Linked DNA regions of Homo sapiens: all the other regions are linked to region 6. Evidence: chromatin loops called from intact Hi-C (ENCODE). Cell type or tissue: endothelial cell of umbilical vein. All regions are shown on one strand. Each heading gives the region's core, and the rest is flanking DNA. Links, peaks and the distances in the headings are about the cores only.

The links. Hi-C counts contacts between places; a loop is a spot of excess contacts. Peaks named below come from ENCODE experiments on the same cell type or tissue, not always from the same donor. Only the 100,000 strongest peaks of a DNase experiment are listed, where the experiment ranks them.
Region 1: it touches region 6 in a loop (20-fold over the local background); 4 of 110 quality-filtered maps call a loop at or near these places.
Region 2: it touches region 6 in a loop (4-fold over the local background); 24 of 110 quality-filtered maps call a loop at or near these places.
Region 3: a loop joins it to region 6, with 25 times the contacts of the local background. A loop is called at or near these places in 106 of 110 quality-filtered maps.
Region 4: it touches region 6 in a loop (10-fold over the local background); 5 of 110 quality-filtered maps call a loop at or near these places.
Region 5: it touches region 6 in a loop (3-fold over the local background); 16 of 110 quality-filtered maps call a loop at or near these places.
Region 7: it touches region 6 in a loop (9-fold over the local background); 21 of 110 quality-filtered maps call a loop at or near these places.

The regions. Positions count from the first base shown.
Region 1 is chr10:32,344,620-32,349,070 of GRCh38, forward strand. It overlaps EPC1 (enhancer of polycomb 1), which reads right to left and starts at 2,539. Exons shown (of 14, transcript NM_001272004.3): 1 at 2,144-2,539. The coding sequence starts at 2,296. EPC1-AS1 (EPC1 antisense RNA 1) reads left to right here and starts at 2,745. Exons shown (of 2, transcript NR_104163.1): 1 at 2,745-2,856. RefSeq lists silencers at 1,570-1,849, 2,520-2,989, 3,000-3,129 and enhancers at 2,070-2,169, 2,190-2,249. In endothelial cell of umbilical vein, for the core only: a CTCF peak has its summit at 1,732 (motif pointing left); DNase peaks (open chromatin) are centred at 1,742, 2,182 and 2,542; H3K4me3 peaks cover 2,718 bases; H3K27ac peaks cover 1,922 bases.
Region 2 is chr10:32,935,819-32,940,269 of GRCh38, forward strand. All of the region lies in intron 1 of ITGB1 (integrin subunit beta 1), which reads right to left. Among named protein-coding and RNA genes, the nearest start is that of ITGB1, 20 kb to the right of the region's middle. RefSeq lists an enhancer at 2,743-2,832. In endothelial cell of umbilical vein, for the core only: no CTCF peak of the experiment used is centred there; a DNase peak (open chromatin) is centred at 2,553; H3K27ac peaks cover 1,161 bases.
Region 3 is chr10:32,793,175-32,797,625 of GRCh38, forward strand. The region is part of intron 30 of CCDC7 (coiled-coil domain containing 7); the gene reads left to right. Among named protein-coding and RNA genes, the nearest start is that of SNORA86, 110 kb to the right of the region's middle. In endothelial cell of umbilical vein, for the core only: a CTCF peak has its summit at 2,594 (motif pointing right); a DNase peak (open chromatin) is centred at 2,627; H3K27me3 peaks cover 227 bases.
Region 4 is chr10:32,710,240-32,714,690 of GRCh38, forward strand. It overlaps CCDC7 (coiled-coil domain containing 7), which reads left to right. Exons shown (of 44, transcript NM_001395015.1): 26 at 1,381-1,491. Among named protein-coding and RNA genes, the nearest start is that of SNORA86, 190 kb to the right of the region's middle. In endothelial cell of umbilical vein, for the core only: no CTCF peak of the experiment used is centred there; no DNase peak of the experiment used is centred there.
Region 5 is chr10:32,890,318-32,894,768 of GRCh38, forward strand. No RefSeq gene overlaps it. Among named protein-coding and RNA genes, the nearest start is that of SNORA86, 8.9 kb to the right of the region's middle. In endothelial cell of umbilical vein, for the core only: no CTCF peak of the experiment used is centred there; no DNase peak of the experiment used is centred there.
Region 6 is chr10:33,006,539-33,010,989 of GRCh38, forward strand. All of the region lies in intron 2 of ITGB1-DT (ITGB1 divergent transcript), which reads left to right. Among named protein-coding and RNA genes, the nearest start is that of ITGB1-DT, 26 kb to the left of the region's middle. In endothelial cell of umbilical vein, for the core only: CTCF peaks have their summits at 2,384 (motif pointing left) and 4,105; a DNase peak (open chromatin) is centred at 2,363; H3K27ac peaks cover 305 bases.
Region 7 is chr10:32,376,036-32,380,486 of GRCh38, forward strand. It overlaps a transcript of EPC1 not described here. Among named protein-coding and RNA genes, the nearest start is that of EPC1-AS1, 31 kb to the left of the region's middle. RefSeq lists enhancers at 2,329-2,829, 2,830-3,330 and a silencer at 3,705-3,806. In endothelial cell of umbilical vein, for the core only: no CTCF peak of the experiment used is centred there; DNase peaks (open chromatin) are centred at 1,646, 2,036, 2,776, 3,566 and 1 weaker place; H3K4me3 peaks cover 3,335 bases; H3K27ac peaks cover 3,225 bases.

The DNA.
Region 1 (4,451 bases), core at 183-4,182, 660 kb before region 6:
TGTTAAAAGTATAAAAATCGGCCGGGCGCGGTGGCAAGCGCCTATAATCCCAGCTACTGGGGAGGCTGAGGAAGGAGAATCACTTGAACTCGGGAGGCGGAGGGTTGTAGTGAGCCGAGATGCTGCCACTGCACTCCAGCCTGGGCAACAGAGTGAGACTCCATCTCAGAAAAGAAAAGAAGAAAAATCTAAATTATTTCAGCGAATAAAAATTACCCGTAAAATTTAACAAGCACTGATACTTCATTGAGCTCAGCTCTGACTTCAGGTTGTAACTCTTGGGACTGTCCAAAGTATTCACAGAAGCAAGACTTAACTAAAGTCTAAAGTGTACTGTTGTGCTGTCTTGCTTTAATCAAGGCTTTCCCCTTCCTTGGCTGCTGAACAAGAATTACAAATTAATTTCCAGGGCAGGGTAAAACCAACACCCCAATACTTGAAAGTATTATCTGTAAAACTTAGAAATAAAAATAAAACCAAAAGACAAGATTCTGCAGTCACAAGTACTTTAATTTTTAAAAACAAATCACTTATTAAAAAATAAACAAATGGCCATGCTACTCTAAAGTTGATACAAGTAAAATAAATTAAGAGGTAGTGTCTCATGAGACAATGTGCTGAAAGTCAGTGCCCAACTAGACAATCTGAGCTACTACATACACTTGGCTTATCTGTAAAGTTAGATTTAAGACACTACTCTCAAAAGTAACATTTCACTGTCACAGCTATTTCACTTTAAAAGGTTAAACAACCCAAAGAGTTTAAACAGTTTTATTTCCAAAAACAACATTACAGAGCATAATTTCTACATTAAAAATTCTTACAGTACCAAGAGAAGTATTACAGTACAATTTTCCACAACAAAATTGTAGCACACAAATCCACGCGACTCCTGGACTTCCTTGAACTGTCAATACACTGCACCCTGTTTAAATGGCTGTACCTGAAAACCAAGGTATGCAATTCCTTAGGATTAGAAGTCATCAAGTTATACTGTCAAGGATCTGGGGGAAATGAGAGGAAGATTCTATTATCCTGGTGTCCGAACCCAACTTCCACAACAAGGTAAAGCCACAGCGATGGTAAAATGTCTATTAGTTGTCAACATTTACGTGCTGAAACCCACCCAATTTAGACATCTCAATATTAAGATTTCTGTGAATCAAGTCACTTAGTTTTAGTTCGGTTTTGAATAAGAAAGGATCCTCCTTCGAAATTTAGATCTATAAAAGTTACTTAAATTGGGTCTTTTCTCCCCCTATGTTGAGATACCAGAGAGCAGGAGAACTTAAATTTATTTTACAAATAGGTAAGGTTACAGGCTTCAGAAGAGAGAGGTACTCCAAACAAATCTGCAAGATATTCGCAAGGATCACAGAAAAAGTCAGGGATAGTGGTTTATTATCCTCCGACCAACTAGCTCTGGAGAGGGATGGATACAAACGTCCCAGAAAGAGGACACTGAAAGTAAGTCTTATCTTCTAGAAAAGTAAGTCGTCCGGGCAAACACGCTGCACCCTCGACATTTCCTTGCAGAGGGGGAGAAAAGCCTCATAGAGCAGCAGGCGACATGACATGCCCGTCTGAGGCTCCACGTGGGGGCTGCACTGAGCCCAACAAGCTTCCCAGACCATGGGGCAATCAAATTCCCCGACTGTGCACAGAACCTGCGCTCCCGGCCCGGGCAGCGGCGCGCAGGCCGCAGTGGCCCTGGAGCGCCACCCAGCGGCCCACGGAGAGGCCTGTAGGCGGGTCCTCCACGGCTCCCGACTCGCCGCACCCCCACAGCCACCCAGCCCGTTCCCCTCTCCGGATGCACAAGGCCCAACCCAAGAACTAAGACACAAAATGGCTGCCGGCAGCTTCGTCACGTGACCCCTTTGTGCCTTTCGGGCCCCCGAACTCCGCGGGACCCGGGTACAAGTGGCCAGGGTCAGCGGGTGGCCTTAGAAGGGGCCCCGCTGGGCCGCGGCGGCCGGGGGTCGAGGCTGGGGGAGGCGGGGTATAGGCCCGGCCGGCGACTGAGAGTCGGCGGCGAAGAGAAGATGGCGGCCATTTTGTGTGGGTTTGCTGCTCCGCCGCCGCCGCAGGCAGCAGAGGGAGCGGGCCTGACGGTGGGTCGGACAGGGGAGTTAACACGTACCGACTCCTCTTCCTTCTCCATTCCGGTGGGCATCTGCGGCACGGCCCTGTTTATCGAGGCGTATTCGTGCAGGTCGGGCAGATCCTCACAGCGGAAAACCGGCAGCGGCTTCGAGGCGTCTAGCGCCCGCGCCCGAAACGACAGTTTACTCATCTCAGGCGCAGCAGATACCTCTCCGCTCTGGGGAAACGGCCCCGGCCAGCGGGATCATGGAGAACCGGGGGTTCGGTCCCCACTCGCCAACCGCTGCCGGGGACTTGAGGGGCGGAGCGCAGAGCCCGCCGTCCGGGCACTAACACCAGCCGGGAGGGTGGGAGGCTGTGCCGCTCCGCTCCTCTCTCGCTCGCTCTCTTCAATACGCCATGGCCAACATGGCGGACATTAAAACTCCACTGTGCGCTCTTCAGCCAACCCCAGCCATTCCCCACACTGCATCGCGCAGCGGCGCGGGCACGCGGGCGGGGGGAGGGAGCGCGGGCTCGAGGCCGGCGCCGGCACGAAGCGCGCGTCCCGCCAACCCCCGGCACCCGCCGGCCTCGCTTCCCGCGCCTCGCTGCTCCGGGCCCCCGCCCTTCGCGGGTCCGGGGGCGGACAGGGCGGACTGGGCGCTCGGACACCGGGCGCCGGCTCTTGGGTCGTGCTCTCCTGCAGCGCACACGCTCACTTTCTCACGCTCGCTCCCTCCCGGCGCCGCTTTCTGACGGGCGAACAAGGTGCGGGAAAACTCTCTCCACCAGCACGCCGCCGTTTGGAAAGGCAGCTGGGGAGAGTGGCAGGCGGGGCTCGGGCCCCGGGCACCTGGGGCTCGGAGGGCTCGGACCTCTGGGGTGCTCGCCAGCGGCTGCCCCGGGGCCACGGCCGCCCCCACGGGGCTTCGGAGGGGCGCTCCAGAGGCGCCGCGCGCCGCCGTCTGCCGCGGGGGGCGAACGCACAGCCTAGTTCCCGCGGCGCCTTAGGTCTTTACGATAAAAATACAAACTGAATTAGGGGCAGATGCTACTTTGAGTAAACTTTTATCAGCAGTTATTTTTATGTCCTAATGCAACTTTGGATTATAATGTTTTATAGGCACCGCATCAAGTCATTGATCCGTTTCCCACGCATTGGGCTTAATATAAATGATAGGTATCCTATTCTACAAAGTAGATTTTTTTAAATCCTGCATTTTCATCTACACATATTTACTTTTTAAATAGTAACTGAAGCAAAGGAAATTATTACCCACCACTATAACATTTAAAAGCAAGATCTACTTCAGAATTTAAAGCCAGTTCTTTATATCTAGCTCATGATTCTGTACTCAAAGAGACTGCGGCTTCATCATAGCCGTGGGTTCACACTTTCATCATTTGTCCTCTGAAAAACTTTGTAACATTGAATCATATAAAGACCTGTCGTACTCCCGCCAAACAAAAAGCTGAATTATTAGATTTAGATGGATATGATAGATGGGTGGCATCGGTTTATATTACACATGAAAATGGGTATCCTGAGATCTCTTCGTTGTTGTTGTTGTTAATAGGGAAGATTGTTGGGGTGGGTTTAATAAATTGGCAGCCAAATTTCAATTCGAGTTTCAATTTGTATCTTAGTGCACAATTTTGTATCTTGTGCAACAAGATACAAAAAGATACAAAAATGTTTTGAGTTGCTTTTCTCCCTGGGAACTACGTAGTAAAAGTAATCACGCTCCTTAAATACTGGGCTTGATATGAGCTGTCACTAGCTTAGGGCACACAGGCAAACTGCTAGCCTCCAGGCTGGTTTAGCCAGCTCCCGCGGGGTAGGGAGAAAACAGGACGGATTGCAGTTCTCCAAAATTATACTTAAACTCCGATATTGGCAGCTCACTTAAGTGAGGCATAAGGACGTTCACCTGCATTTCCTACACAGAGACCGTGCCTTTATTCATTCAATGAGTATTGAGGGTGTGTATTGAGCCCTCATAGCCTTCCAAGTCAGCTTGGCACCCACAGGGCTCCTGGAGGAGCTTACACAGTGGGGAGAAGGACCCGCGAATGGCAACTGCCACACGGCGAGCTAAGTGTTATGGTGGAAGCCCAGGCCACTGTGGGAAGGGGCAAGAGTGGCGCCCAACCCAGGAGAGTAGTTCTAATGAAGTAGCAAGGGAAGACTTTTTGGAAGAGATGATATCTGAGTAAAATTATGTAGGATAAGTGTGGGTTAACTTTGCAAAAAAAGTAAAAATGAAGGGAAGAAAGGTATCTTAAGACAACGGTAGCGACGTATCCACAAGCTGAGTCATTAGATAGCAGTCACTTTCTGGGAGCCTCAAGAATTGCCAACT
Region 2 (4,451 bases), core at 106-4,105, 71 kb before region 6:
TTATATTTTAACATTTAATTAACAGCGCTCAAAAAAAAAATCAGTGTTAAGTATTCCTCAACACCATAAAACCTACCAATGGTCTCAGCCCATAGAATCTCTATCTCCATTATCTCCTGCGGCTCCCAGGGGCCCAGACCAGCATATCCAGATGCCTCAGTTACCTCAATGCTGAACATTCGTTTTCAAAAACCTGATCAAGTCATCCCTCTGCTAACAATGCGCTTCATCAGTTTTTATTTCTTCAGGCTAAGGCCAACATCCTGCATAAGGCCCCAAATAGATTTTTGAGCTTGTTTTCCTATTATCTCTCTTTTTTAAGAAAATCAACTTCTGCCAGGAGCGCTGGCTCACGCCTGGAATCTCAGCACTTTGGGAGGCTGAGGCAGGCAGATCACCTGAGGTCAGGAGTTTGAGACCAACCCAGCCAACATGGAGAAACCCCAGCTCTACTAAAAATTAGCCAGGCATCGTCGTGGGTGCCTGTAGTCCCAGCTACTCCGGAGGCTGAGGCAGGAGAACTGCTTGAACCTGGGAGGCAAAGGTTTCACTGAGCCAAGATTATGCCACTGCACTCCAGCCTGGGCAACAGAGCAGGACTCCATCTCAAAAAAAAAGAAAGAAAAGAAAAGAAAATCAACTTCTATGCATGCAATAAGTAAAATACTCAGTTTTAATTTCCTAGAGTGTCCAGACCCCCCACCTCTCCCCCAACAAAAAAAAAGAGGGCATAAGACAAACTGAAAAAGTCTTGTCTTCTAGAACCTCTAACCAAAAAATTAGGTAATATTCTATATACTAAATACAACTACCCCAATTTCCTACCATTAGGTACATATATAACTATTTTCTCTGAATCAAAGCTTTCACGATGATATGAATCTATATCTTTGATTGGTCAAAGATGGCTACGGCCACTGGTTGCTGACTTGATCCCTTAACTACTTACTGCTCTTGGACTAGCAGCCAATCTAATAATTATATATAAGTATCTGTCCCTCCACAAGAAGAAATACTCAAAAAAGCAAATTTATACAAAAAAAGTTTAGGTTTAATCGTTATTGGAAAATGTAAATTAAAGCAACATAAGATGAACTAGCAAAAATAGAAAGTTTTTTAACCCAACAAAACTATAGCAGATGGCTGCGAGAAACCAACTGGTAGCTCTGTGAACTGATACAACTTTTTGGGAAATAATTTGACAATTTATATCAAAAACCATAAAAAAATTTCTACCCTCTAATAATCCAGCTACTGGGAATTTACCCTAAGGAAATACTTAAATATATAAAAGGTGACACACATATACACACACATTCAGTATAGTACTCTAGTATATTCACAAGAGCAAAAATGTAAATATCCTATATCCAATAACAGGGAAATCTAACTGCATCAAGTTTAGGGACTTATTAGTCATTGCAATAATAAAATGCAGCAACATTTAGAGTTATAGAGGGCCAAGTGCAGTGGCTCACGCCTGTAATCCAGCACTTTGGGAGACCAAGGCGGGTGGATCACGAGGTCAGGAGATCGAGACCATCCTGGACAACATAGTGAAACCCCGTCTCTACTAAAAATGCAAAAATTAGCTGGGTGTGGTGGCATACTCCTGTAATCCCAGCTTCTCAGGAGGCTGAGGCAGGAGAATCGCTTGAACCCGGGAGGCGGAGGTTGCAGTGAGCCAAGATCGCGCCACTGTACTCTAGCCTGGCGAAAGAGCGAGACTCCGTCTCAAAAAAAAAAAAAAAAAAAAAAAAGAGTTACAAAATAATTTTGGATGTAAAGTACACAATGAGAAGAACGTGACTTTCTCAAGGCAAAAGAAAAAAAGATGAGAAGAATATAAAAATAATACTAATAGTTTCATATAATCTGAAGATAACAAAGAGTTATATGCACAATATAAAGACAATGAGGGCCATTTGTTTTTTAAACTGTTAGGGTCTTCTTTCTACTTTCTTAATGAAAACAACTGTAGCACAATTTAACTGTGCAATTATTTTTCTTGACAAATTTCCTTTAATATGAAAAAAGTTCACTGAATTCCAAGTTAACACTGAATATTTCTTTTACAGACCTCCATCTTCAAGGGCTTACATTCCAGGATGCTATTCCCCTGGCTCAGAGAGAATGCTTTAAGTTGTGCTCTGAGCACCCGAGAGAAAAGAGTTAAGCGTAACGTGAAAAGTCATTCACTTCTGCAATCGTGCTCAGCCCAGCAGGCTGTTATGCCTGAGCTTGCAGTTTTGCTTACATATCACTTGTGACTGTATCCAAGAGACCAGCAAAATCTGAGTGTCACAGAAGTGTGAAATGCCTACCAAATTCACCTTTCAAGGCCTGTCTAAAAGGTTTAGTGTGTAGTAAATCCATTAGACTATAATTCTAAGCAAGTCAAATAATGTTATCACGATTCCAAAGCTATGACAACAGACACCTGAAACATTAAAAGTTCCTGAGGAAATGCATTACTGTGATGAATGAAGCATGCAGGCAGTTTCCACACAAAGGGAATGGAACAAATATTTGTTCCATATATGGACAGATACATGTTTCTTCAGGATACAACTCAGGCTGTTTAATGATCACTAGAGACTGCTTTGAGAAATCTGTCAACATATCATACAATTTAGACAATCACCACTAAGATGAAGTTATTAGGTAACAGAAAATGATTCCTAACATTCGGAGCCACACTACTTTAAATGTCACTGTCCTTTCCTTCTATAAACCTTGACAAGGCAAAAAGTCAACCTTCTGAAACCCTTGTGCCTCCGGAAGAGCTCCAAACCCGGAAGCAGGCGAAACAAGGCTTCAGTGTTGAAGAACAGCTGAGAGAACAAGGCCAGCAGCTGGAAACAGTTTAATGACAGATGTCAACGATCCTGCGACTGGCGACTGGCGGGGCACTGGCAAGAAACAGAGAGGCACTGCCATTGGCTAGTGATATCTGTAAAAGGCGAGGCTTTCTCTCAGGGAAAGGGAAAGGCTAGAGGATGACTCCAATTAAGAACACAGAAGAGCTACAGGACCAGGGGGCGGAGAGGAGACCACAGTTAGAAGTGGCCTGAGGGAAGCAAGCCACAGAGACCCGGACAGGAAAGGAGAGGCAGAGGGCCAGGGAGCCTCGCTTTCAATGCTGCTGGCCTTCCCTTCTACCGGTACTGGGTGCCCCCTGCACATGCGCATGGAAGGGGAAGGAACAGGTGCCCAAGTCCTACGCCACAAAGCTCCCAGGACAGCACTTCTCTAAGTGGGCCTAGAGAACAACTGCATTGGGTTTACCTGGATGCCCTAGGCTTAAAATCCACAATCCCTGAGCATGGGGCCTGGACTCCAGGTGATTCTTATGCTGAGAAAAGGACCTGAAGGGGTTTCCTCCCAATGGCATTCCATATAAAACAGAGTATGAGGGGATAACAGGGAAAGATGCCTTTCAGTTGCTGTCCTAATTCTAACGCTTGTCTCCTCTTCACGGTCAAAGACCTAGAAACAGTTGTCTACACTGGTCTCCATTTCCTACCTACCTTCCCTCTCCTCAACCCAGTACCTTCATGTGTCATTTAACAAAGAAAGAGCTCTGAGAAATGCGAAGGCAATCTCATCTTTGTGCAACCATCACAGTGCACTTACACAAACCGAGATGGTGTGGCCTCCTACACATCCAGGCTCTACGGTACAGCCTATTGCCCCTAGGCTACACACCTGTCCAGCACAAGACTGTCCTGAATACTGCAGGCAACTGGAATGCTGCAGTAAGCATGTGTGTATCTACGCACAGTTAGACACAGAAAAACTACACAGTAAAAGTATGGTACAAAAGATTTTAAAATTGATGCACCTCTATTACCATGAATATAGCTTGCAGGACTGGAAGCTGCTCTGGATGGCTGGGTGGGTAAGTGAGTGAGTGAGTGAGTGAGTGAGTGAGTGAGTGAGTGAGTGAGAGGGGCAAGTGAGTACACTGCACAGAACACACACTGAACAGGACATTACTGACATTACTATACACAGTACTGTGGACACAAATACACACTACATTAGCCTAAAGCCTGCACAGCTGCCCTGGGTCAGGATCATCAATGTCACTGTCTTGCGCCTGCATATCCTGTCTCCAATGACACATGGAGCTGTCATCTCCTAAAAGATCTCCTTCTTCGGGACCACTTCCTGAAGGACCTGGACCTGCCTGAGGCTGTTTTACTTTTTCTGTAAGGAGAGATACTCTCTCAAATAACAACAGGCTGGGGGCGGTGGCTCACGCCTGTAATCCCAGCGCTTTGGGAGGCCAAGATGGGCAGATCACAAGGTCAAGTAATGGAGACCATCCTGGCCAACATGGTGAAACCCCGTCTCTACAAAAAAATACAAAAATTAGCTTGGCGTGGTGGTGCGCATCTGTAGTCCCAGCTACTCTGGAGGCTGAGGCAGGAGAATCACTTGAACCC
Region 3 (4,451 bases), core at 170-4,169, 210 kb before region 6:
ACATGATTCTTTACTACTTTTATGTCTGGTAGTAGATTACATATGTCCATTGGAAGATTACATAATCAAGGCTGAACAACTAAAAGGTTATTCCCTTCAAGAATAAAATTTTGAGCCATCTTAACTAGGGAAGACCCTTAGGTAGCCAAGCAGTTGGCTGTGGGAAAGGGAGGACATGGAATTATTGGTGGAAAGAAGTGAAAAATATAAATTGAAGCCTTGTAATGGATTATAAATCCATTACTGTAGTACCTGTACATATTTTAATGTATATATTAGTCATGTTTTTTTCTCCCTTTCTGTCTCTTAGTCTTATGTGTTTTGATATTAGCTTTACAATTTACTTATAAATCAAAAAACATCTGAATGAGATCAGAAAGACAGAATAACCTTTATTAGTACCACTTTTGCTGTATCCCATACATTTGGTATGTTGCATTCCCATTTTCATTTGTTTCAAGAAATTTTACATTTCCTTAATTTCTTTATTCATACATTTGTTATTCAAGAAAATGTTGTTTAATTTCCATGTGTTAATACAATTTCCAAGGTTTGTCATATTATTGATTGTAGTGCATTTATTACATTGTGCTTCAAAAAATGCTTGGTAGAATTTCTTTATTTTTGAATTTATCGAGACTGTTTTGTGGTATAACTATGATCTATTCTGGAGAATATTCCATGTGCTGACAAAAACTGAGTATTCTACAGCAGTTGTGTGAAATAGTTTCTAAATGTCAGTTAGGCCTGTTTGGTCTAGTATGTAGTTTAACTTCAAAGTTTCCTGTTTTTCTACTTTTATATTAGGTTCAGGGTATATGTGGAGGTTTGTTACATGGGTAAATTGCATATTGCTAAGGCTTGGTGTATGAAAGATCTCATCACCAAGGTGGTGAGCATAGTACTCCATAGGTAGCCTTCCCACCCATGTCCCTCTCCCACTCTCCTCCACATCAGGCAGTCCCCAGTATCTATTGTTCCCATCCTTGTGTCCACATTGCAGTATTTGGTTTTCTGTCCCTGCATTGTCTTAGGATAGTGGCCTCTAGTTGCATCTATGTTGCTGCAAAGGACATGATTTTATTCTTTTTTATAGTTGCATCATTTCCGTGGTGTATTGTACCATATTTTCTTTATCCAGTCCACAGTTGATGACAATCATGGTTGATTCCATGTCTTTGCTATTGTGAATAGTGCAGTAATGAACTTTTGAGTGCATGTGTCTTTTTGGTAGAATGATTTATTTTCCTTTGTGTATATAACCAACAGTGGCATTGTTAGGACAAATGGTAGTTCTATTTTGAGTTCTCTGGGAAATTTCCACACTGCTTTCCACAGTGGCTGAACTAAGTTACATTCCCACCAGCATTATTATAGAAGTGTTTCCTTTTATTTTTCAACATTGCCAGCATCTGTTGTTTTTTTGACTTCTTAAAAGTAGCTGTTCTGACTAGTGTGATATGTTATCTCATGGCTTTGATTTGTATCTCTCTAATATTAGTGATAATGAGCAATTTTTCATATATATTTTCATATATTTGTTGGTGCATGTATGTCTTCTTTTGATACATGTCCTTTGCCCATATTTTAATGGGGTTATTTGCTTTTGCTTGCTGATTTATGTTCCTTATAGATTATGGATATTAGACTTTTGTCAAATGCATAGTGAGGGTGAACAGATCAGACTTTCCCCAGTTCCATAGGAAAGTCAGCCCTGTTCTCTCTAGGTATGGCAGCCTACTCAGGCTAGAGACGTCCCTTCCTTAGGAGCTGTTCAGGGTCTGGAAAGCATCCTAGTGCTTGGCAACCCCATGTAGGGTTCCCAGATTTCTCCCCATTTAGTCTTGGCATCTGGATCAATCAATATTGAATAGATTCAATATTTCAGTTGAATCTATTTGGTTTTCTCTGACTTTCCTATACCTGAATATTTATATCTTTCTCAGGGTTTGGAAAGTTTTCTGTTATTCTTAAAAATAAACTTTGCATTCCTTTTTCTTGCTCAGTTTCCTCTTGAACAGTAATAATTCTTAGATTTGGTCTTTTGAGGTTTTTAAATATTTTGTAGGCAATCTTCGTTCCATGTCATTCTTTGTTCTTCCCCCCTTCACTCTGTATTTTCAATTAGGTTTTCTTCAGGCTCACTGGTTTTTCCTCTGCTTGATCTATTCTGCTGTTGAGAGCCTCTAAAAATTTTTCAGTTAAGCAAATGTATTTCTCAGCGCCAAGATTTGTTTGATTTTTAAAATTATTTCAATCTCTGTTAAATTTCTGTGATAGATTTCTGAATTGCTTTTATTTGTAATCTTGTAGACTACTGAGTTTCCTTAAAACTTCTATTTTGAATTTTTGGTCGGAAAACTCTCATCATCTCATTAGCATCAGTCATTGTTTTTTTGCTTTTCCAATTGAAGAAGTCATGGTTCCTTGTTTGCTGTTATTTATTGGGGATGTATTCCTGTATCTTTGCATTTAAGGATTAATTATTTATTTGTCTTCTTTGTCTGGCTTGTTTTGGGTTTTATTAGATACATTTGCTTAGAGATTCTTTGCAATTTCCATATTAAATTTTTTTCACTGCCTTATTTTTGGCACTAGGTGGAGCCTTAAACCCAGGTTTCCCTTGGCCTTAGTAAACAAAGCAATGCCCTTCTCAAAGTGGGGGTTCCCAAAGGTGTGGGAAGGGTAGCTGGAAGTTTGTGCCCAGAGGACCTGTGGAATATACCTCCTACACAATAGTGCTTCTTATATGTTATTAAATTTTCTCTTGCTGCGTTTGGATCCTATATTTGTTTTGGGCCTTTGAGAGCCACTCTTAGTAGCCACTGATTTGACATCCCCTTTGGCCAAGTTACAGAGCAGTTTTGAGGGCTAAGGATGATAGGCTTACTTCTCCCTCTGTCTCCTCTGTCCTCAGGGATATTTCTCACTTCAGGCTCTCTTATTCTTCCCAGGGATTGAGGCAGGGACAAGTCGCTGTCTGCTTTGAGTTTTTGTTGCTTCTCTGTGGTCCTAAAAATTGTCTCATTCTCATAATGGGTTCTTGGATATTGCTGGTCATAATATTGATGCTGTATATTTCTTTATGGCTTTCTGTGGGGGAAAGGGAGTAAAGCCAGATTGCTTCTATGCCAACATTTTAAAATCAGAAGCTTTCAATACTCAATTATTGTTTAGTAATCTCCCACCAACTGTCTTAAGTCTGTGGGTTCTCATTTGCTCACAGATAATTCTGCTACAAACCTCACATCTGCCTGCATTTCTGGCTGCAACTATGTGCAAAGGATAATGGCATATCTTCTATCTCCCAAATATAGTATGGATATCTTTTTTTGGTAAATTCTATCTTAGAAAAATACAGAGAAATGGATTTAGCAATGTAGTTTCCTAAACTTTCTGTGCAGAGAATAGATCTTAGAAACATGGAGCAATGATACTTATTTGCCATGCCCAAAATGCTTCTTTCAGTTTCTCAAATGTTTTATATTTCACTCCATCAGAGGACCTTTGCACTTGCTTTTCACACTTTATGAGATATCTATTTCCCAGAATTCAGTATTTGGAATTCCTGAAGAAGAATAAATAAAATGTACAATATATTATAAGGCATAATTGAAGAATTAATTTTACAATAATGGATGACCCAAATTTATAAGTCGAAAAGACATCCCAGGACAAATTGGGAATTAATAACATATAAAAATAACCTGGTGAAATTTACTGGCCTTTTAAAATTATTTTAAATATACAGAATTCTAGGGGCATCAGACTTTACCCTCTCCTCCAAAAATTCCACACAAAATTTAAAAGACAATCTACTTAAGACGGGGGAAGAAACAAGGTGACCTCAGAATTGTTCTAAGAAGTCATTATATGAAAAGATACTTGCACACGCATGTTTATAAGCAGCATAATTCACAATTGCAAAAATGTGGAACCAACCTAAATGCCCATCAATCAACGAGTGGATAAACTGTGGTATGTGTATGTATATATGTGTGTGTGTGTATATATATACGTATATATATACACACATATACACACACACATATATATGTGTATATATATGCGTATATATATGTGTGTATATATATGCGTATATATATACATATGTGTATATATACATATATAATATATATCATGGAATACTACTCAGCCACAAAAAGGAATGAATTGATGGCATTATCAGTGACATGGGTGACATTGGAGTCTATTATTCTAAGTGAAGTAACTCAGGAATGGAAAACCAAGCATTGTATGTTCTCACTCATAAGTGGGAGCTAAGCTACGAGGATGCAAAGGCATAAGAATGACACAATGGACTTTGGGGACTCAAAAGCAAAGGGTAGGGAGGGAGTAAGGGATAAAAGGCTACAAATTGGGTGCAGTGTATACTGCTCGTCTGATGGGCGCACCAAAATCTCACAAATCACCACTAAAGAACTTATATA
Region 4 (4,451 bases), core at 320-4,319, 300 kb before region 6:
CACAGGAAAGCAATCCCAAAGGGCTCTCCATTCGTTTTATTTAAACCATGAGTCTCAATCCCTTGCTGGGTCATAAGCTGTCTGTCATTGCCTGGTACCTCTTTAGAACTAAGAGCTGTTATTGATGCAAATCAGCTCGCAGGTTCTCTGAAAACTTTCAGTCTCATCTGCAGGGGACAATAGCAGTGGCCAAGGAATTGCTTCTCTAGCTTTCTCAGAGGCCGTCTGTTGGATCTCTAATTTGCCCCACCAGGCATCTTTGCCTGAGAGTCTAGGCCTAAAGAGGAGGACCACTGGTGTCCCTCAGAACCAAAAAGCTTATGTAAACAATCCGCTAGCATTCTCTGAGAGTGCCCCATGGTGTTGGACAGCACTTTCTAAGACCCACTGATAGGGCTGGCAGAGTGCACCATGGGACAGTCAGACTCTTGCAAATGATCCACTAGTATCCCCCAAGAGGTCTCAACTCTAGCATCTCCCACAAATGCCCTGGGGATCTGCATGCTTTTTGCTTTTCCAGAAAGGCATTGTGCTTAATTGACCACCCTGCTCACAGTCATTTGTTACCAGGGGAGCTGCCAAGTGTGAAGGTGGTCAATTAAGATAGCAAGCGAGATTGAAGGTAACAATTAAGCCTTTATTCACTTACTGCAACAACATAAGCAAGAGTGTAAACATGGAAGGTCACTGACTCCATTAATGTTACATTTTCCCACAAAAAGACATTGGGCAAAGGTAGGATGTATCAGCATAGATGGGAGGGTAACTTCTCACTGTATGTACAGCCATGTGTACCATATCATAAACCATATATATTCATCCACACATAGATACACATAATTATATACCATAATTGATATTATACCATTGTTTCTGGTGTGTGTGTGTATATATATATAAATATATATATACATACACACATATACATGTATATATGCATGTGTGTATATATATACATATAACTGTGTGTGTGTGTATATATATATGTTCATTCAGCCAGTCTCCTGTGCTTAAAAATCTCAATGGTTTTGAATACTTTGCAATTACAAATAATGCTGTAATGAATGACCTTGAACATATGCATTTTCATTGTTTGGTCTATGATTATGTATTAACCTAAAGTATAAATAACTTAAGGAAAGTAGAGACTAATATAAAACACATTTAATATCTAGGAATATTTATGAAATAATAATACATCTTCAACATACATTGAAACTTTTCTCACCATTTTCATGTCAGAGCTAGCATTAAGGTAGTTTACTTATAACTTTATAAGATGAAAGAAAATGTTGCTTCCACTTGTTATAAATTTGAACTCTAGGATTTCATAGTAGATTTGTTTTTCTAGTAAGGGACTAAATTTCTCTCTTAACATAGCTCATGATGAAGAATCAGGTGAAAATCCTATGCTTAAACATCAAGATTCAGTGTCAAAAATCCAAGTGCAATTAGAGATTCAAGAAACTTCTGAAGGAGAAGGACGTAGCAGTAAGTATAATGATGATAGCTATTTTATATTATTTTAAGTAAATCTCAAAAGAACTTTTTTCTTTGGTTCATACTTACGTATTTGAGAACATATATTTTATTGATAATTTATACTCTGTAAATACTCTAACATAACTCAAGAAAGAAAACAAAGATAATGATATGTTTTGGTTAGAATTTCTTGTCGTAATATTATTACACAACTTAATTTATGCTCTCAGTATCCATCTCAGGACAATAATAGGCCAATAATTGTCTCACAAAAGATGGGTACCTCTCATCTGCTGCTGGCCATTTATGGGCACCTCTGATCTGTTGTAGTCCCAGTCAGTAGGCAGAAGTATTGCCGAGATCTGTAACTGAAGCAACAAATGGAAATCAGAGAGGTACAAGGGCAGCCAGGGTGGCCAGTAGAAGGATTTCCAGGGTATCATGCTGGTCAAGGCCCCATTCAAAGGTAGTGGTCTTTATGGTAACCTGATAGAGGATGCTGTCTGATCTCTGTGGCTTGAATGTGAGCATGGCAGCAGATGAATGGTCCCATTTATTGCTCACATTATTTTTACTTTTCGAGTCAGAGCTGGCCAAAAGCATCGACAATCATCATCTCTGGAATGGAGCACCATAGCCTTTACAGATTACACCATAGCCTTTACGGATTACACCCAGGAATTTCACTTGGGTTTTAGGTCCTTGTGCCTTTTCCAATGATAATGGCACAGTACATGCTGCACGTGGGTGAACAGAGCATCTGGTTCCTTTTGGGTAGTGTCCTTGTCTGAGCTCACTAGGATGATTTCATAAACAGTTCAGAAAGTTAATGCTTCTTCCAGGAGTGGAACTTTGTCCAGGTCATAACCTATGCATTGATACAGATAGTTGGGGAATTTTGGAAGCCTTGTGGAAAGATATTAGTGGTTTATTGTAACCTATCCTACATAATTCTAACTAATCCTGATCATCCTCTTGGAGAGGAATGCTGAAAGGACATTTGCTATGTCAATTGGTACATACCAAGTTCCTTCATCCTGGACAACAGCCTCTGTAACTGTCACAATGTCAGGTTACCATTGGTGCCAAAGGTAGCACTTATGCTTTTTAGAACCCTTATCAGTACAGAGTTTAGGCACCTGAGGTCTTTCACATAGGCCAGATGAGTCTATTGAATACAGAAATAGTGTACAGATAGTTGGGTTCTTAAAGCTTGGCAATGAGGGAAATTATTCCCTTTTTTATCCCCAGAGTGTTAATACTGGTTTTGGTAGACATTGGTACTACGTGCCAGTAGTTTGGTAGGTCATGATCTTCCACATATCCCACGAAATACCTGGACTGCAGCAAATCCCATCAGGAGGTGGGTGTAAATGCTAGTGTTGGTTCATATAGAAAATGTATTTAACTAGTAATATATTCAGTAGTAGAGGCCATGACAATAGGGGTTTATAGTGGCCCAAAGGGATCTACCCCATAGTTGGTTTAGAAAGAGGTCCTGTTTGTGGTGACCTCAGATTAAAAACTAGAAAGAATTATTTGTTTCCTCCTCGTCCTCATGTCAGGGATTGTGAGGATCACAGTAATTTGTTGACCAGTATCCAAAAGGCCCAAGAAATGTCATTTTTTCCCACCCCCACTTCAAACTTTGTCCTAGGTGTAGGTCCTCAGTTCCCCACTGGGGACCTAGGGACCTTGTACTAACCCCTAGTCATGCTTATTTGTGAAAGATGAGAGATCTGGGTAAAAGTAGGAAGGGTCTGTATGTTAGATCCCACAATGTATCACTCTAAATTTCATAAGATTACTTCCTTCATCAAGGAAGCAAACTACTCAAGTCTCAAGATTCACTGAGAGGGTTAGAGAAAATAGCACTCATACTGTTCATAGTGGACATCACCATATGGACCTTAGTGCCTGGTGGGACCACCATGGCTCACTATCTATTGGGGGGCCCATCAATCCTACTCCTTTGAGACCCTGTTGTTTGGTGACCAATCTCATAGATCTCCTCTAGAAGGCCATTGCCTGGATTGAGCAGCAGAGGGCACATGATTGCCATTTTTTTGCCACTCTTTCCATTGGCCAGTGTTTGCTATCTGGGCAGCAGCCACGTTTTCCATGCTCAAGATTTGCCAGTTAATATCTGGACTATATCTGATTGACATGACCTTAGGAGGAGGTTTGATAACCAGCAGAATTGAAATAACTGAATCTAGAAATCTGAGTCTGGTCAACAATCTTATCATCTGTTCTTTTCACTCTCACTGTGCAACCAAGGGACTATCAGCGTGGCTGGCCAGGATACTGTAAGAAGCCCTTTGTTGGTTCTCTAATTTGAACCACTGTGGGAGTTTGGTTAGAAAACTGGGGGCTATATTCCCAGGCAAGATGGCCAAATAGGAACAGCTCCAGTCTGCAGCTCCCAGTGATACCAATGCAGAAGGTGGGTGGTTTCTGCATTTCTAACTGAGGTACTCGGTTCGTCTCATTGGGACTGGTTAGAAAGTGGGTGCAGCTCAAGGAGGGCGAGCAGAAGCAGGGTGGGGCATTGCCTCACCCAGGAAGTGCAAGGGGTCAGGGAACTCCTTCCCCTAGCCAAGGGAAGCCGTGAGGGACTGTGCCATGAGGGACAGTGCCATCTGGCCCAGATACTATGCTTTTCCCACAGTCTTCGCATCACGCAGACCAGGAGATTCCTTTGGGTGCCTACACCACCAGGGCCCTAGGTTTCAAGCACAAAACTGGGCAGCTGTTTGGGCAGACACCAAGCTAGTTGCAGGAGTTTTTTTCATAACCCAGTGGCACATGGAATGCCAGTGAGACAGAACCATTCGCTCCCCTGGAAAGGGGGCTGAAGCCAGGGAGCTGAGTGGTCTTCCTCAGTGGATCCCACCCTCACAGAGCCCAACTGAGATCCACTGGCTTGAAATTCTCGCAGCCAGCACAGCAGTCTGAAGTCAACCTGG
Region 5 (4,451 bases), core at 252-4,251, 120 kb before region 6:
CTCAAACAAATATGCTCAACTGATTTTTGAAAACGTGCAAAAGCAATTCATGAGAGGAAAGCCAGCCTCTCCATCAAATGGTGATTGGGCAACTGGACATCCATAGGCAAAATAAACAAAAGCTAAAAAACCAAACCTTGACCTGAACACCTGTCTTAGGCCATTCAGGCTGCTATAACAAAATGCCATGAAGTGGGTGGCCTGTAAACAACAGAAATGTATTTCTCACAGTCCTGGAGGCTGAGAAGTCCAAGATCAAGGCACTGGCACATTGGGTGCCTGCCGAGGACCCATTTCCAGGTTCACAGACGCTGTGACCCTCTGTTTCCTTGCTGTGTCCTCAGATGGTGGAAGGGACAAACAAGCTCCCTCAGTCCTCTTTAATAAGGGCATTAATCCCATTCCTGAGGGCTCTGCCATCACCCAAAATGTGTTCCATATCCAATGAGCAGCTGCCTGGCCTGCAGGACAATCTGTGGTTAACGAGCCCCAGGACAGGACACCTCCTCAACCTGGCTTCCAGCCCTCACCGGATGGGGACAAGATTTAAGAAAAAAAAAAGCACAATAATAGATAAAGCCCGGGACAAACTAGAAAACTTCAGGAGTTTATCTGTGGTACTGGAATTTCAAGGAGTTGAGGACATCATTACATCTTTCAATTAAACTAGTTACTTGGGACCTATCAGGGACATGAAAGTTCTATTCAATGTCTTTTTCAAGAGCCAAGGGTGGTGTATTCTAAGAAGTAAAACACATGCCTTGGGTGTTATTAGTAAAATCTGTTAACTCTGAAGGGAACAAGGAATGTCCTAGCAAGGCGCTACATTTTGACCTTAGTCTGTGTGGAGATAAGTGATTTTAATACTTTGGGTGTCTGTGATGCAAGAGATTCCTAGAGGGTTTGTTTGATGTGAAGGGGACAGTTTTCAGATTTACAATAAATATGAAGATGAAGCCAGTTGTTGACCAGGACATCCCGTGCTGACTGCCTTAAGTTTTGGCCAGCGGTGGTTTTGGGGTCCTGTCCTTTTTTAGGGATATCCTGGCTAAGGGATGGAAAGCAACAGCTTTCCGTAAGCTTCACCAGGGATGATTAGCAGTGACGTTTGCATGGTCTACGACTCCCATTACTGTTCACTCCATTAACCCCAAGGGGATTCCCAGGCAGTCAGGGAGTGTGGGGGACGAATGAGCTCCTGGCATTTGGCAAGGGACTTGGGCCAGAGAAAGCTGCCCACTCCGACAGGTGGAAGTATCAGGGGCCCAGGTTTTAATCCATCCTGCCTTAAGGAGGCCTAGGTAGCTGTGCCAACCTTGTAAGCTGCAGTTTCCATGACGCAAAGCATAAGGGGCAGCTGGGTCTGGAGGGTAACAGGCTCAAGGACTCTCAAAGTCTCCCATTTCCAAGACAGCCCAGTAGGCAGCGATCCTTTGTTGTTTTAATGGTGGATACCAGGAGACCAAGGGGGTAATATCTTATATCAGCAGCTCTGGGCAACTAATGGCCATCCTAAATGGTCCAAAGCCTCCAGGAGGCATTGCAAAAGGCTGCCAAAGCTTCTCCAGGGGAGTTTTTTGACGCCATTCACAGGAGTGTCTAATGACTTTAAAGTAAAATTTGTAAATGAGGAATACATTTCCACCAGTACTCAAAAGTACTAAAGTACTTTAAAGTATTACATGAATCTCCTGGAGGAGGACATCCTCCCCCCGCTCCTGGAGAAGGGGGATGTTGCTAAGATCTTGTCCGCAAAGGTCATGTGCAATAACAGAGCCAGGGAGACCTCCTAGGCTGTCTGGAAGGCTGCACTGGGTCCCTGCAGAAGGGGAGGTAAACTGAAGCTGAGAGGCAATGGAAATAGGCACTAAACAGAACCCTCAGCCAAACCCTTAAGAGCAAACGATTTACCAGGTAACTGAATAAAATTAGCAATTTAAATGAATTAGGTATTGACTATGTCAGCCCTAATGGATGGGACCACAGCATTAAGGTTGTAGTAATCCATCATCATGAGGTGCCCTTTCTATATGTGTGTGTGTGTGTGTGTGTGTGTGTGTGTGTGTGTGTGTGTGTGTGTATGTATTTATAAATTTTTTTTTTTTCAGATTTGGAAACACAGAAAAATTGGGCTGTTGAAAGCAGCAGTGAGGATAATCACCTCTTTATTTATTTTATAAAATTAGTTTTAATCATTGAATGTCTTGTTTCAACTTATATTGGATCACATAAATTATCTTAACTGGAGGTTCACGGGGTTGCATTTTACCAAGTTTTTAAGTGCCAAAGACTTACTTTAATTGTTTATTGTGTCAGAGCTTCCATCTAGGCCCAATATAGTATATTTTACAGCAACAGATACATGACTATGAGAAACTTGGGCAAGGCTACAGTTAAAGTGAGGCATACTCATTTTAAAAAATTTCATATGTAGTTATCTTCTCAAGCTTATGGGAGCAGTGGAATTTAGTGGAATCCCCAGGCTTGTAATTTGAGCGCCAGCTTATTAAGTTCATGAATTTTTTTCAATTAGTGCATATTAACCAATGTTAAAGTTAGAACCTATGTTGTAGAAGCATAAAAGCCTTTGTTACATAAATTCTTCAGTATATAAATATATGAAGTTTTAATTTCTAACTGGATTTGATTATGGAAAATACCTAATATTTAATTATATATTTACATCAAAATATTATCTATAAACATATTATTTATCTTTTACTTTCTCCTGTATCCAGAGGTTTGTTCATAAGTCAATAGGTGATCTGAGGCTAGCATTATGTTTGCTACACTGGCATTAGCTTAGTCCTTGAAGTTCCTCTTTTTTTCCCACTTTTGACTTGTAGCTAGCTGCCTAATGCGACAGTCTTTTTTTCTTTCCTATTTTTTTTCCTATTTTTCTTTCATTTGTTTTAGGTTTTCAGCCCCCTGAAGCTGAAGTTTTCTTAGTCTCTGGTTGATAAGAGCAACAGAGGGAGGCGGGAAGCGGGCACTCTCTAGTATGGCTGCTCCGCCCCAAGATAATCAGTCCCTTTTTTTCCTTTTAAGTAAAATCTTTAGAATAAATTGTAATTCTAGGTAACTAAAGAAAAAAACTTTTGTTCCCTTTCCTCTCTTTGGACGTTTTACCTGACAAGCCCCTGCTGGACCAAGTAGTGCCCTGTGGCTTTGTCCTTTCAGATTGTTACCTAAAAAAACTGGGGAGGGTACTGGCCTTGTGGGCAGCTGCTTCCCTTTCCAGGGTGTCCCACTTGACCTCTGAGGGTCAGAGAGAAGAGGAGCAGAAGGAATGTGGCAGCGAGGGAAGTGCCTACCTCAGCAGCACTGCCTCCTCCAGGGCACCATGAGGATTCACATGTGGAGTCAGGGCTGGGCAATTTGATCCTTTCACTGCTCCCAAGTCACCCCTACAGTGAAGCCCAGTAACACCCTCTCCAACCATAACTAAGGGGAAATCTTGACTCCCCTGGAGCCTGTTGCATATATCCAGTTTATTGGTTTTTGGTGTTGAGTCGTATTAAATTGTTTGAATATACAACAATTTGTGCATTCACTTGTCGATGGACATTGGGTTGTTTCCAATTATTGGCTATTATAAACAGACTTGCTAGGATCATTTGTGTAACAATTCTTTGTATGGACACTTGTTTTCACTTCACTTGGGTAAATGCTCAAAAGTAGAATGGCTGACTCAAATGTTAAGTCGTATGTTTTAACTTTTTAAGAACTGCCAACTTGTTTTCCAAAGTGGTTGCACTAGTTCACATTCTCACTAACACTAAATCACAGTGCCAGTTGTTCCACATCCTTGGAAACCATTTAAATTACAGCCATTCTAGTGGGTGTCTAATGGCATCTCATGATTTTGTCTTTCCATTTGCTTGTTTTTTTTGCCATTCATCTTCTCTGGTGGAACATCTGTTCAAATATTTTGTCCAGTTTAAATCTTCTAGGGGGGTCTTCTTATTCTTGAGACTCTAAGTGATCTTTATGTGTTCTAGATAAAAGTCCTTTATCAGACAATACGCTTTGCTAATATTTTCCCCACTATGTCTTGCCTTTTCATTTTCTTTTTTGCAATTAAAGCCACTTTGTTTCAGTGGCATTAATTACATTCACAATGTTATGTGACCATCTCTGTAGGGAAAAGAAAGAGAGATCAGACTGTCACTGTGTCTATGTAGAAAGGGAAGACATAAGAGACTCCATTTTGAAAAAGACCTGTACTTTAAACAGTTGCTTTGCTGAGATGTTGTTAATTTGTAGCTTTGCCCCAGCCACTTTGCCCCAGCCACTTTGACCCAACCTGGAGCTCACAAAAACATGTGTTGTATGAAATCAAGGTTTAAGGGATCTAGGGCTGTGCAGGATGTGCCTTGTTAACAAGATGTTTACAAGCAGTATACTTGGTAAAAGTCATTGCCATTCTCTAGTCTCAATAAACCAGGGGC
Region 6 (4,451 bases), core at 318-4,317:
TTGGGAGGCAGACGTGGGCACATCACTTGAAGCCAAGAGTTCGAGATCAGCCTGGCCAACTTGGTGAAACCTCATCTCTACTAAAAATAGAAAAATAGGCCGGGCATGGTGGTGTGCACTTGTAATCCCAGCTACTCAGGAGGCTGAGGCGGGAGAATCGCTTGAACTCAGGAGGCTGAGGTTGCAGTGAGCTGAGATGGCGCCGCTGCACTCCAGCCTGGGCCACAGGGCGAGACTCTGTCTCAACAAACAAACAAAAAGAAACTTTACCAAGGGAGTTGTAAATAGAGGTTTGTTTTCAAATTTCATTTTCAAATGCAGCAATATTTATTTTGCTGTCGATATTGTTAGAAAGTGTGTAGGAGAAAACTGAATGTTGTTAGAATATTTAAAAATATGCAGCAGTCTCACAAGCTTCAGTAAGTTTTAAGTTCCTTTGGGTGGGTGTGATAGTTATGACATCAATTGAAGAATACTAACTGTAGAGTATGTTAGACAAAATACACACTCAATGGATGTTGATTAAAACCATTCTTACTCCACTGTTCGAAGCAATTCAATTGTTGTTGTTGTTTTTGTTTGTTTTTGAGATGGAGTCTTGCTCTGTCACCCAGGCTGGAGTGCAGTGGCGCAATCTCAGCTCAATGCAACCTCAGCCTCCGGGGTTCAAGCAATTCTCCTGCCTCAGCCTCCCAAGTAGCTGGAATTACAGGCACACACCACCACGCCGAGCTAATTTTTGTGTTTTTAGTAGAGAGACGATTTCACCATGTTGGCCAGGCTGGTCTTGAACTCCTGATCTCAGGTAATCCTCCTGCCTTGGCCTCCCAAAGTGCTGAGATTACAAGCGTGAGCACCATGCCCAGCTGAAATTCAATATTAGAGTCAGGTTTGAAGCCCACTGTCAGCATCATTGTACTGTTGATTTAAGTATAGTTCTATCCAGAAGAAGAATAAACTAGATGTCTCCGTAAAGTAACTTTTAGTCATGTTTCTCAGCCCTGTCTGGATTGCCAGGGCATTTCTAAAAGGGGCCAGGCACAGTGGCTCTTGCCTGTAATCCTAGCACCTTGGGAGGCCAAGGCAGGAGGATCACTTGAGGCCAGGAGTTGGAGACCATCCCGGGCAACATAGCGAGACCCCGTCTCTAAAATAAAGTAAAAATAGGGCCAGGCGCGGTGGCTCATGCCTGTAATCCCAGCACTTTGGGAGGCCGAGGTGGGCGGATCACCTGAGGTCAGGAGCTTAAGACCAGCCTGGCCAACGTGGTGAAACCCCATCTCTACTAAAAATACAAAAAATTAGCTGGCTGGGCATGTGACGGGCCCCTGTAATCCCAGCTGCTTAGGAGGCTGAGGCAGGAGAATCGCTTGAACTCAGGAGGCCAAGTTTGCAGTGAGCAGAGATTGCGCCATTGCACTCCAGACTGGGCAACAAGGGCAACAAGAGAGAAACTCTGTCTCAAAAAATAAATAAAATAAAATAAAATAAAATAAAATAAAATAAAATAAAATAAAATAAAACAAAATAAAATAAAATAAATAAAATAAAATATAAAATAAAATAAAATAAAATATAAAATAAAATAAAATAAAAAATAAAAATAAAATATAAAATAAAATAAATAAAATAATAAAATAAAATAAAATATAAAATAAAATATAAAATAAAATAAAATAATAAAATAAAATAAGCCAGATGTGGGGTTGTGCGCCTGCAGTCCCAGCTACTGGGGAGTCTGAGCTGAGAGGATCGCTTGAGCCTGGGAGGTTGAGGCTGCAGTGAGCCATGAGCCATGGTCGTGCCACTGTACTCCAGCCTGGGCAACAGAATGAGAATCTGTCTCAAAAAATAATTTTAGAAAAGGGTGGCAAAGGCTGTATGGCCTTTGGGAACAGTCTCATTGCTATTCACCTTGATCATGTCTTCCACCTGCACAATTCCCACTGCCTTTCCCACCGGCACTCCCCTTAACCCTGACTGCAAAAAATTAATGAATGAATTAATTAAAAATTAATACATTATAATCAATATAGTCTCACTTTATAACACTATCATTACCACCTTCATTATCTGTTCCTGCCACTATTTTTCACCTGGACAAAACACAAAGACGTCAATCAAGCAACAAAAAACTCCAAAAAAACCACACAAAAAGCAAAAGTACCCGTACCCCAACTCAGTAGTCTGAAAACCCTTCCGGCATTTTTCAGTGGACTACAGAGCGATATTGGGCATACCAATTGGTGTTTCCTTTTCTAAGTTCAGAAGACAAATAGAAATGTATGAGCCACAGTGCTTAGTTTTTCCATATTGTGGCTCTCATTTTTCCAGCGGGATGCAGAGAAAGTAGTTCTTGTCTGTCACCTAGTGGACAAAAATGGATTTGCGCCTTGCCACTATGCTCTGGTAGCTAAACTTCAGAAACCGCATTGATTCAAATAAAGATTGTTGGATTCTATGAGATGATTCTACTTTCCGAGCTTCAGAGCTCCACAGGTTGAAAAAAAACAAGATGATATAATGCTGAAGACTTGTTGCAAAACAGAACAGGAGTTGATGCAAAATCAAGATGGGAAGAAAACCACACTTACAGAACCACGTAATAAATAGCTGTGCTTGGTGAGGGAATATTATTGTCATTCATATGAGTCAATTGCAATCAGAATACTATGTGGAGCAATGGCTTTAAATGGCCCCATCCTCCAATAAAGCAAAGCAAACAAGAACGTATTGCTGACTTTCAAATGAGCAGAAGTTCTTGTAATCCCCCTGCTAAAAAATTTAAATGAACTTTAACCCAACTCTTTCCCTTGTATCTAGTAAGTCATCTAGTCTTACCAGTTTTTTTCTTACTGCTACTAAGAGTGAGCAATAGATGCTTTTCCATATCAGTTTCCATCTTAGCTCTGACCAGACTACACACTGTCATTAGATTCATCTTCCTTAAACTTGTCACTATTTTTTGAAAATACCCTAGAACTCAATTTCCCTTTCTTTCCAAATACCTCCTCCATCTGATTTCACTGTTACTTTAATCCAGTGTCATCCTACCCTTACATTTTCATTTCCCTGGCCCATTGAAGAAGTGTTGCTCATTGCAGCCTTTGAGTCTTCAGATGGGGTCCTGTCCTTCCCTCCCTTTGCCAGATGAAGCCTTTTCATCCTGTAGGATCCAGCCCAGCTGTTGCCCCTCCATGTCACTCTCCCTTGTCTGAGTAATCCTATGAGGGTTATAGGTTATATTCTATAACTGTGTGCTTGTGCAAATACTTGTCAAATGGTTTACTATTGATACACAGGCTTCAGTCTCATCTTATCCAAAATCTATTGGGAAATATTCCAGGCCAGATACCATTTCTTATCCCTTTTCAAGCCCTCATCGGGGTCTACATGTTTGGGAGCACTGTGAGCTCAGTAAGATACTTGTCGATTGGTTTTCTTTATCAGCTCATAATTCTGCAAGGAAGATGGAGCTGGTATTGTAATTCCTGATTTACAAACGAGGACGCTGAAGCCCAGAGCATTTTCAAGACTTGTTCTTGGGAATGGCAGTGCCAGGACAGGAGCTCTGGGTATTTCCTCCTTGTCTAGTCCCCTTCCTGGTGCACCCCACGGTCATCATACTGATAGAGTGATGCACTAAGCCTGTATTTATTTTCAGATCGATTTCTAGATAACGAGCACAAGCTCATATTGTGAGGAGCAGCTAGACAACAGATGATAATCAGGGTGTGTGCTTATGCAGCCTGGGTGGCAATTTCAGTTCTTTCTGGGTGGCGATGCCACACTTTCAGCCCACACCCATTTGTCCTTTTTGAAAACCACAAACGAGTGCTTGGGCATGTATGACATTCTCCGGCACAGCCCTCTGCACTCATCCAAATACCTGAACTGGCTTGTTTACTCCTTTAAACCACAGTGGCTCCAACTGCTTCCTGCCCTCCTAGCCTGCTGGAAGGTCTCCTGTGGTTTTGGAGCTCACAGGCACATGAGGAATAATTAAAAACCACTGCCATGCGAAAGGGTGTTTTAACGAGTTGTCAGTGAATGACCGGAGTCGGGAAGAATTTCTAGGTAGTTCCTCCTCTGGCCACAGGATGGATTCATTTTCCATCTGGAATTGCACCATGAAGCCTCCTTGGATGCTTTTGTTCTTCCATGCCTGGCTTGGGCCCTGAGGCTTGGGTGTGCTGGGCAGGAGCACAGGGTAGTAAAATGAAAATATCATGTCTACACTCAGGGAGTTCAGAGGGATGGCCTTGATGAAATCAGTCCATTAAATACCTAGAAAATAGATGTTAACAAGATTGTTATGCAATGCTACTGATTTAGAATGATCGTGTGTATTAATCAAACAAAAGCAGTAGAGAGAGGCATAAATTGATTGTTTAAGGAAAATCTAAATGCATAGTTGTAACAAGTGACTTTTATTTTTTCTTTCTGCTTTG
Region 7 (4,451 bases), core at 339-4,338, 630 kb before region 6:
ATATAAAATAGTGAACTGTTTTTGCCTCATAGATTTCAACCTCCTTAAATACTTAGTGATGTAAGAGTCATATATAAAATGTTATCAGTCATATAAATATATATGAAGGATTTTTAAAAGTGAAGATTTAACTATAATAGTTACTTCATAATCAATGATGTAATAGTCAATGATGTAGGAGAACAAAGAGCATTGCATAGCTCCATATGGACTTCAGAGCATCAGTTTGTTTTTAAAAGGGGGCTACCTTATATACACATGTTTAGTTTTCAGAGATTAAATAAAATAAAAATTATCGCCATTCTGAATAGCAGACTATTTTAGCAATACATGTGTTGGAAAGTATATTTTATTTGGTAGATCAACTTCAGAGAACTAAACTCTCCAGCATAACCAGAGGGTTAGATAATATATTTACACCTGCAGTATTTCATTCTATAAATAATCTATAATGTCAAAAACTAGCCTTGATGGGGCATTTACATTTTATGAATAGCTAAAATGTTACAGTGAACATTTTCACATTTTTATGGCATAGTATAAACAAAATATGGGCTAATACATAATTATTTTTGAAGTTCAAGGAAAGGGATATATAGATAGAGTATAGAGACACAAAAATCAGAAATACTATTTTTAGCCATTTTCACACATCCTTTTACTTCAACCTGTTAAATGATTAAAAAGTGAAATGAGCATTTACGTATTTCAAAGTGGGTAAACACGCTAAATAATAATTCTTGAAATGTTCACTCTTTCAAAAAATAATCTCTTCAATCTTATGGAAAAGTGGTCTAGTGTACTATTTCAGTTGTTTTTATTTTATGTGACCAAAAAAAATACGCTTTAGGGTTCAATTACTGATTCGTCCCACTTTCTTTTTGAACTAAGGGCACACTTACTATCTCCATAAACAGCTAAAATGTTTACAGAGACCAGTAAAACCTATGTCAGATCGTAACACATTTTTGTTCTTGGGAGGCTTTGGGCCTAAATCCCACATTCTCTAATCAGATAACTCAATAAGAACAAAGATGGAAAAGATATAATCCTGCATTTAGATATGTGAACATCAAAATTTTTAAAGCCAAAAGCAATTGTGCACATATTCTTAAAAAATTATCTTATTCCAAAATATTTGTTATTTTTAAAACAAGACTATCTGTAATTCAGTTGAAGTATCATTTCAAAATGAAACAAACAATAATGTGGGAATTATTATATGACTACTTATTAGAAAAACCTCAGGAGAAACTTAGAATAGTTATTTAAGAAATCCCTAGGTTCAAAATGAAATTCAACTTTTACAATGTTGAAGGAACTAAAACTCAGACATTTGGTTAAATTGAAAATACACTAACACATATAATTTTGTAATATAAGGAAAATGCAAAATGTTACTAAAAGGATAAATCGACAGCTTATTACTGAATAATTCTGATATAGAGATGATAAATCAGATCAGATAAAACAACTGCAAACTGCATGCCTGTCCCTGATGTTCCCTCGGCTGGTTGTGACGACATGTCTGCTCTCACCATAGTTCACAGTTCACAGAAAACATTTAAATAACACAACTGAATACTTCCACTGACTAAAATGAACTTTCTTTAAGAAAATAAAGGGAGAAGAGAATAGATCAAATCTTGCCCCACCTCTTTTTTTTTCTTCCTTTTTTCTTTTAGTGAAACTGACATAAATTGTTGAGGAGCACTACAGCGCCACCAACACAGATCAATGCAAAACAAAAAAGATCTCCCACCGTGTGCAAAAAGAAAAAAAATTAGAAAAATGCCAAAAATTACAAAATGTCTCCCAAATGTACCGTATAGGAGAAAAACAAGATAGACCTGCAAAGATTATCTAATGAAGAGCTTCAAAGAAATAATATCATAGACTACAAGTTGAGATCTGATCAGCAAATAAAAGATCCACTATTTAGTAACAGCCATAACTTAATATAAACCCGGTTATGTCAACCTCCACCTTCATTATACCAAGGGCAGCTTTTCTGTAGTTTGTATCCAAGTAATCTATCAAGAGAACCACAATAGGTCCATTTAAAAAAAAACTATATCCATAGTTTGCCTGCTGATAATTGAGTCCTGGACAAATTAGGTAAGACATAATTTTTATAAAGAGGATATGCACATATTTGGCATTGCCAACATTACTGGCACAAAACAAGTCCATCTTGAAATATCTGAGTTCCTCTGTAGTTCACAGTAATTAAAGTATAATTTATATTATAAACATTTAGCTTTAACAATGAAAAAAAAAACTATTTTTTTTTCTTTTGGTAAAAATTAACCAGGCAAGATTAGGTAGAACGTGCAGAGATCAAAGCTAAAGAAAAATACAAAGATTGGTTTTGTTAGAAGAAACACAATGAAAATCCTTTTTAGCCGGTGGCTCTTTCAAAGACTGACATAAATGGTGAAAATTACAAACTTACCATTAGTGCAGGCAAAGAAGACGGCAGTTCTTGAAAAAAAATTGTAACAATATAGGCTGGATACTTGTGTCCCTAGAAACAACAGCCTCCAGGCAGCATATGGATCTTCCAACATCTTTAAAATGTTTGGTAAATAAAAAGTAATACTTTCTTCCATGATCGGTGGCCGAATGGGGTGGCTTCCCCCAGGATCTGTGGGCTTTTGGGGGAAATCGGAGAAATATCCACAGAAGATTAAAAGCAGAGGAGGCAGCACAGCCAGAAGACTCTGGGGTTAACAACTTTGCGATGGCAAGCAGGCGAGCGCTGATTGGCTGGGAGGGCAGTGTCCCTACAGTCTGCACTATCCCCCGCTGCCCCCGCCTCCTGCAGCTCGGAAAAAAATGCAGTGTGTGTGCCATTTTACACTGGGCTTTTAAAAGCACAGCCACCAAAATGACAAAAGTCTAAGCTCGCTATGAAGTGACACTGCAAGACAATAGCACCCACGGCTGCCTGTGAGCTCGGGGGAATGCCCCTTTTAACATCTGAAGGAACACTCTGGCTTCTTGGATGTGGGGTTTTTTTGTTTGTTTTTTGTTTTTGTTTTTTTTTTTTTAAAACAGCATTATCATGTTTTTCTTGAGCAGATTGTTGATCCTTTTCAACCACTCGATAGATCCTCTGCATGCAAACCTGGCCATGTAAAAACGATGTCCATCAAAATATTTTTTCGATTTGATCTCATGAAGGTACCTAGAGAAGCCAGTCATCCTGGAACAAAATTCATGACTCCTTTAGCTCCGAGATCTTTAATTCCTTGGGAAAAAAAATATAATTTCTTACTCACAGTAACTACGATGTGTGCAAAAAGTAAAATAAAATAATGAATTTAGCGGTTAAATGAAAACAATAGGCATATTCCCTCCCCCTCCCCCGCCCCCCTTAAAAACTGTTTCAAAAACCTTTACTGGCTGACAGAATTCTACCACTCTGCCTTACAAACAAAATGGCTGTGGTACTGAGTTTTTTAGGATCCTCCCACTGTGCCTCCTCCTGGCCTCCAGGAAGTGATAAAAATCCAAAATAAATACAGTACTGAAAGTACACCATTGAGTCTGAATTCGGGGGAAACCTTTGGTAAGAGGGTCTTAGAAATGTGCTGGTCATTATTAGTTTTTTAAAATTGTTTTGAAAAGAACATCAATCACTAGAGATTTACTTGACTGTAATTCGAACTTCCTGCTTTACATATTTATAAGGTCTTTCACCTATCTTGGCAGGCTTTCAAATTAAGTGGGCTGGGAAATTTGATGCTCGGTCTCTAGTTGTGAGCTGAGTCAGGTATTTGGTGGTTGCAACTGGGCTTTTAAATAAAGACAAAATCTAAGACTTTAAAAAAATGAACGTTAAACAGACGCAAGACTATGTTTGCTAATGTAAAGTCAGAAAAGTCGACAAAGATCGTAATGTGTCAAATACTGCATACATGTGTCAACATATTCAGTAAAAATTCTTTGCCCACTAAATTTTCTAACAAGCCAAGAAGAGAACAGGGTTTAAAGGAACTGGATTAAGAAAGGGGTGGGGAATTATCTACATTCTTCACAACCTCTTCCCCTCCCCACACACACCACACACATACACACACATGCACATATACACACACATACACATACATATACACACACACACGCACACACGCACACACACACACACACGTTGGTCTGGTATCCCTGCCTGGCACTTAATAGGTAACATTCTTAGAAAGATATAGCTAGGGTGACTATGAATTTATCATCTAACACAGGATACTTTGAGAGTGAAAAGGGCTAATTATAGGACAGCTGGAATAAACAGAGCCTGTCCATGATAAGCCAGGAGGTAGAACTCACTGTGTTTTTAGTGAGACCTCCTTGAACTTTCACTAGACAGGTTGCCTACCGCCATGGGGCCTGGGCCAATTTAGATAGCATTTGAGCTAGACCCCTCTCTGGGCCGCGTCTCCTGCGTTTGT